Linked DNA regions of Homo sapiens: region 2 is linked to region 1. A link is a contact called in ENCODE Hi-C or POLR2A ChIA-PET data. All regions are on one chromosome and are shown on one strand. The core of a region is the stretch at or near the end of the contact, and the rest is flanking DNA. Distances in the headings are between cores, read along the strand shown. Region 1 overlaps FOXP1 (forkhead box P1). Region 2 overlaps FOXP1 (forkhead box P1).

The links. Hi-C counts contacts between places; a loop is a spot of excess contacts on that map. ChIA-PET counts read pairs that join two places held with the same protein, here RNA polymerase II (POLR2A). Pooled maps may share reads with other maps.
Region 2: a loop to region 1 is called in a pooled map, with 2.1 times the contacts of the local background. The contact joins two enhancer-like sites. A Hi-C loop is called at or near these places in 2 of 50 pooled maps. POLR2A ChIA-PET finds 5 or more read pairs at or near these places in 2 of 52 experiments (PC-3 and activated CD4-positive, alpha-beta T cell).

What each region holds. Positions count from the first base shown.
Region 1 is chr3:71,390,621-71,393,879 of GRCh38, forward strand. All of the region lies in intron 3 of FOXP1 (forkhead box P1), which reads right to left. Among named protein-coding and RNA genes, the nearest start is that of FOXP1-AS1, 100 kb to the left of the region's middle. RefSeq lists an enhancer at 1,633-1,712. Within about 2 kb of position 1,856, at least 4 of the 41 ENCODE cell types and tissues checked have a DNase peak (open chromatin) inside an H3K27ac peak, as active enhancers do.
Region 2 is chr3:71,030,364-71,033,689 of GRCh38, forward strand. The region is part of intron 11 of FOXP1 (forkhead box P1); the gene reads right to left. Among named protein-coding and RNA genes, the nearest start is that of FOXP1-AS1, 260 kb to the right of the region's middle. Within about 2 kb of position 1,808, at least 11 of the 41 ENCODE cell types and tissues checked have a DNase peak (open chromatin) inside an H3K27ac peak, as active enhancers do.

The sequences.
Region 1 (3,259 bases), core at 606-3,105:
AGAAAAACAATCCAAGTCTCCAAAAAGCGAAAGGTTTATTCCATGATGACATTCTGTTCCAGTTTCAAGTAAACAAAGGCCAACTTCTTGCAGACATGGCAACTTCTTGCAGACGTGGCCCAAGTTAAAAACGGTTAAATAAGAAAGATTTTAAAAGTTCCTTTGTGCATGCTGCTTTGAAATAAACAGTTCAAATTCTTGTGCAGTGCCGTGTAGTCAGGAAGAGATGAGCCCCCCATCTGAGACAAGCCTCACGTTATCAAACTCTGCCCTCCCCAGGCCTGGCCTGTTGCAAATCCAGAATTAAACACTGTTAATTATTTGCAGGCAAAATCCTTTTCAAAGTAAAAAATCAAATTGTTTGTTCAAAAACTCCTGCTCCATCTAAGTTCCCCCTCCCGCTGAACATCATTACTTCAAAGAGCTCACAAAAATGTCATGGCCTCCAAACATGTATATGAAGGAAATGATGAATCTGTATGAATGGAAGATCTAAGTATTCTCCACTTGTAATAATAACACTCACCTAAAACAAAAATATCACATATTTCCAATTCTAGATTGGACTTTGTCAGGTTTCAATATTAAGAGTCAATTTTATTGACTTCCTCCAGTTTAAATTTAGAAATCTTTTTCTTACTGTCTTAACCACCCATGCCTACTTGCCCCCACTACAAAAAGTTTCATGGTTTAGACATAGGTTGAAAAATCTGCCTAACTAAATAAACAAAGACTGCCTTTCTTTCCAAATAAAAATGAGTTTAAGAATTTGCCTACTGTTCCCCCAAGACACAATCATATAGCAAATTCTCCCACCTCCAAAATGATTGATGTGATGTCTTTCCTTTCTTTCATCATTCCCTACCTTGTCTGGTCGCTGGTGAAAACCAGGAAGCCACAGACACACACTTCGGTCTTTCGCTTGTGCGGGCCTCAATTCTCCAATGCCAGGTTGCTGCCAATGTCCTTGCAGCCAATGGTAAACAGGCCACAAGGTTCAAGTTAACTGCGGAGCGTTACTACACTGAACATCTGGTCATGAATGAACGGATTGCCCACTAACTCTCAGCATTGGGCAGCTGATGAAAAATTCAACATTTTCCTTGTTGGCACAGTTGTTTTGGAGAATTCTCTAGAGCTTCCTGAATTATATTAAGAAAATTTCACTGCAGCAATCTATATCTGTGAGAACAGCTGGTGTTGAAAGGGATCTGCTGCTCTCTCTCTGTGCTGGGGGACCTCATGTTGGATCAGGACACTTTTACTACATTTGTCCTTGAAAACTTAGCCTTCGTTCAGGGGTACAGGGTAAAGCAGGAAAGACAGCTCACGGATGCTGGATTCCACACAGACGAACATCTTAATTCAGAGTGAAAAATCTATTACTCAGTGAAGAAGGCATTAAGATCAAAACAGTTCATTAGAAATAGACCTGTCTCTGAATTTTCTTTAGAAAACATATCTAATCAAAATTATCGTTGGGTTATGATATCAGATTGGTCCTATCAGCATGGCACATTTCCTAAAGATTTTCAGTAGAAAATAATAGTCCTTTATAAAACTCAACTAGATGCAATGTGTCCAAACATTACTTTTTCACCACATAACTGATTTTAAACTCAGCAAAGTGTTTTATTAAACCTAAGGGTGAAACAATTAGAGCAAATCTGATGTAATATGTTACATTATACTCAGCACTGGAAGAGGTCACAGTGACAGAGGTGTCTGAGGCTTAAGAAAAGAAATTCTCTAAAAATATAACAGTCGCGTTTAAAGAAATTAACTTGTTAATGGATATATGTGATATATTACTATTCTTTTTGTTTAAAAAAAAGGAAGTGGTAAACTTAAGTCAAGCTAAATTTAGGCTATTATCTATGCAGCATAAATTTCACTTCTGTGTATAAATGCTAACTTGCATATTTCTCCATGGTAACTAAACTATGATTAAAACAACAGTGAAACCAGCCTTTAAAGCCACCTGTTTAACTAGGAACAACCTAATTTACAAAAATACTTAAACTTTGGAAATTTCATGGGCATCTATATCGTGCTCTTCCCAGTAGAAAGCTCACTTTTCCATGAACATATAATTGCAATGCACTTGGCCTAGGTCGCAATCATTCTTTTTTTAACTAGTGTAATTTTTTTCATGTATTGTTCACGCTAACCTAAGTGGTATTTAAGATTGTAAAGAATAAGACTGTAATAACTCTTTCCAAGAAGAAAGTTATTTTACCGTTTGGAAGGGATTAATTTACCTAGAAAGTATCTTCACATTTTACAAAAAGAACAAATGAAAAAAGTGAGAAAATTCCAAACTGAAATGACTCTTTGAGATGGCAAGCCACATTCAAACTAATTTTTTTATTGAGATAGCCTGATAATTTACTAATGAAGAAATGGGCTATTTTATTGGTGAAATTAAAGAAATAATTATAATATGCCCAAGAATAATAAAAATGTAGGTATAAGCAATATTTTCTTATTTAATTATAAAACATAAAAGTAGGTTTGAATGTGAATCATTTTGAAACCTTAGAATTGGGTTTAGAATTTAAATACTGAAAACCCCATGAAGTTGAAGCATAATCATAATAGGTCAGGTTTGGTGTGAAAATCATGACTCATATTCATGACACATATTCAGAAATGCCTCATACTAAAACTTTATTATAATCAAAAATTGATCCTCAGTTTTTTTTTGTCTCCTGGTCTTTACATGATGTAATGTCTAAGACCACATTTCACACTGTTAAGTAATGATGACTATAGAAGACTCATAATAAAAAAAAAACTCATAAAATGTCACAATTTATAATTTTATGTATACTTGCCTCTCTAATATCATGTACATTTACGCAGTGGATGCTAATTAGATAACAACGGTATTACTATAATGTCTATAAAACCTGCCTTTAAAACCAAATTCCGTTAAAAATAGTCTTTTCAAGCTGACATAGCCCATTTCCAGGGTCATATTTAAAATAATTAGCACCATTGCTAGTAAATGTTCTAATAAAACTTGAAAATGATTTCTAAGCAAAATGCAAAATTCTCTAAACTTAACAAGAAAGTCTTCCAGTAATCTGAGATAATCTTTTGAAAGGGTGTCTGTGAAATCAAAGCAGTTTTAACATTTTAAAGTTCAGAATCTCTAGGGCCACTTACATGGCTCCTGAAAACTACTCTTGGAGAACCTGACCTATGGACTCTCTCATCCCATCTGATTCTTTTTCATTTTTTAAATTTTTTGTAG
Region 2 (3,326 bases), core at 558-3,057, 360 kb before region 1:
TTTCTTATTCACGTTTGTTCCAGGGCCACCTACAGGCTTTGCCAGACCAACTTACCCCAACAGTAACCTCAGCCCCACAAATAATACTTACTCCCTTTCCTACTTTTTCTGTTTCCAGAACTTAACCGTTCTTGTGTAAATGATTTGTTTGTTCTATTTCCCTTCTACTGCAGTGTCAGCTCCCTGAGGACAGGCTGTGGAGCTCACAGCTACATTCCCACACTAGGACCACACCTGGCCTGTGGTTTGAGCTTGGTAAGTTTGGTTGAATGGATATACCTTGGAAGTGTCCTGTGACTTCTGTCCCACTGAGGAACACATTTTTTCTTGCACTTTGGACAACTTCCCATTTATCCTTGTTGAGTTTCTTTTTATTTCTGTCTGTACAGTCCTCTAATTTATTCAAACGCCACTGGATTATTCCAGCTCTTGGTGTCAATTTTTTTCTAATTAAAGTAAACTGCCATTTTTCTCTCACACTGATCTTTAACACGAGACATCTTGTTCTTGTCATAAATCTGACTCATATGGAAAAATTTAAGTTGAATATAGGGGCTCATATGTACCACAATGTTTCTATCAATATTTCAGACATGAAAGTAGAGTCACAGACATAGATATCCGCCTGATTCTCAGGTCTATGGTCATGATTTCGGTGGAGTGTTCGCTTTTTGGATGTATGACCCAGAATTCCACTGATTACTAAAATGACTCCTTTGAAAGCAAATATCACATCATTTGCACAAACACTTCAGGTTTCCTCTTTCCTTCTGCCATAGTACATCTTCAAACACTCAACATTCACAGCCAAGATGTAAAATACACAATACACAAAAGCTCCTTCAAAGACATATCTCAAAGTACTGTAAAAAAAGCAATGGAGAGAAAGAGAGAGATCGGCTTGCCATTAGACTGATTTCCTTGAAGACTATAAAAGGAATGAAATTTGAAGGTCATAAAAGTCTGTCTATTTGTTTAGGGAAGTCTTACAGGTAGTATAAATATCATCAGCTACAGTTGCTATGGGGTCTGTTTGTTTACCAAACAAGAACACAAATAGTTACACAAAAGCAGAACAAGCCTTGGGTATATAAATGGAGAAGGCTTTTTGCCTCCTGGTGAATTTTCCAAAGTGTCTTTTTAAAAAGTCCCTATTTTTCACCCTGTGCACTGGGAAATCTCTGTTTTCTTGATTCTTTGCACTTCTCACACCTCCAGCCAATGTTTTACTCTCAGATTTCTGAGGCGGATAATGATTTTCTTTTTTCTTTCTCTTCTTTCATTTTAAGACTTAGAAACCACAAATATTAGACCAACAATCCAAACTGGACAACCAAAATAGTTTTCACAATGGAAAATGCTAAACAAACAAACAAACAAACAAAAAACAAAAAAAGAGGTGGGGAAGAGAGAGCAAGAACAACAAAACCCACTAATTTCTAGAAGAATCCTAGTACAAGTATGGAGTCCTTATGTTAACACACAACCACCCAGCCAGAAAGGTCCATGTGGATGTGTGTTTTTAACTGACTTTCTATGAACCAAGTGTGTTTCATGCACTAGAATTGTACCTGCTGAGTTAACCACGTGCTTCAAAAAATAAAGGGGGAGGAAAGGAAGCCAGCAAGGCTATTTTCGCATCTCTTCTTGGTTGAGAGAGTACATGTGAGTGTGTGTGCGTCATAACTCAGATCTACAATAAAACAAACTGCACAACAGAGGCTGCCTGAGTGGAGGCCTGCTCTTCACACTACATTGACCGCAGTACCCGCCCGGCGCAGCCCCGATGCCTTCCTGTGAATGGGACAGATTGCCATATGGATGAAGACACTGAACAAGCTGTAAAACTCTTGGCGACATGTGCCCGGGGGGATTGTCCCATATTAACACCACCTGGGCTGTGGCAATTGTGCTCTGTCTGTGCAGTGGCACTGAGGAGCCCAACAGGATGTTATTTTAGAGTACACACAAAAAGGAAAATTACAGTTAAGAGAATTCTCTGGCTAGCGTATCTGTTGCTCAATTCCCGAAATAGTTTCCCAAAGGAACGGTTATCTTCTTTATTCACACAGGCAGAAGTGACAAGCTGGAACACATATTAACAATTTCCCTTTGTGAGCTTCCACTATTGTTTTAATGAGGAGAATATAGTTTATAATATACTTAGGCCTTGACTGATTACAAAGGGGTATGGAATAAAGAACTTCAGGAATGCTGTACATATCTAACGCACTCATTTGCATTGCCCCAGTGAGCCAGTCGGCAGAGAGGTAGCTCCCTCGGAAAGACCTATGGAGCCAGGCCACGGGGTAACACTGGTGCGAACACAGCAATAAAACAGAATAACTGCACAAAAAAGCATCTTTGCAAATCTTGAAAAGGAACATGACATCCGCTTAAGTCTCCAGCATAGGTCCCCCCTTCATCTGGCTCCAGTATTGGCTTAAGAGCATAAGACTCCCAGCTGTCATTTATTATAAGAATAGGACTTTTCCAAGCCCCTTTTCCTCTCAAAGGGAAGGCCCTTGACTTCCCTTTGCACTTTTGGTTGGTTTCAATATCCATCAAAGAAAATCTTCTGTCTAATTTAAGTGGTGAAGGTGTGCAATTCAACAACAACTTTTTATAGGTAAAAGAGTAAAACCGAGTACCATGGACAATACCATCAGAGTTTCCAAAAGGCTGGTTCTCACTCTTCTCCTGCCACATGCTTTCCCTCACACCCCTGGTGTGGAATAAATGTTAAGGAAAGCTAAGACACAATTGGGAGGAGGGGACACAGGCCTTTCCACTCAAGCGCAAATACTTGCAAAATGCCTGGGTGCCAACAAAGGAATTTGGCAGAGAACCTGTATCAGCGGCAGCGGCGCATCAAAAAAGAATGTCTACCTTACAAGGTGAAAGAAATGGGGGGTCCAAAGATGGTTTTGGGTGGGAAATCTGGCACATTAGACACGGAATAGCCTGTGGCTGAGATTCATATTATACAACATCCTAATAAAAAAATTCAAATCAACCAAATTTAAGAGTAACTCAGAAAATGAACATCACTCTCCAGACCCATGATGTCATTTTATTGGAAAGCATTTATCATTTAAACACAATAAATAGAAAGAGATTTATAGAGTCTAAAGATGCTGTGTTATGGTAAAAGGCACTTTATTGAGGTAAGGCACAACAGCTGTTAGAGAATAATGGCTGAGGTTTTTTTGTTTAATCACCCCACAAAGTGAACAGTCAAAAAAAAAAAAAAAAAAAAAAAAACAACCCATAAACCCTTCCCTTATGGCATGCCAATATTTTAAAGATTTTCTCCCGGTGCCCTC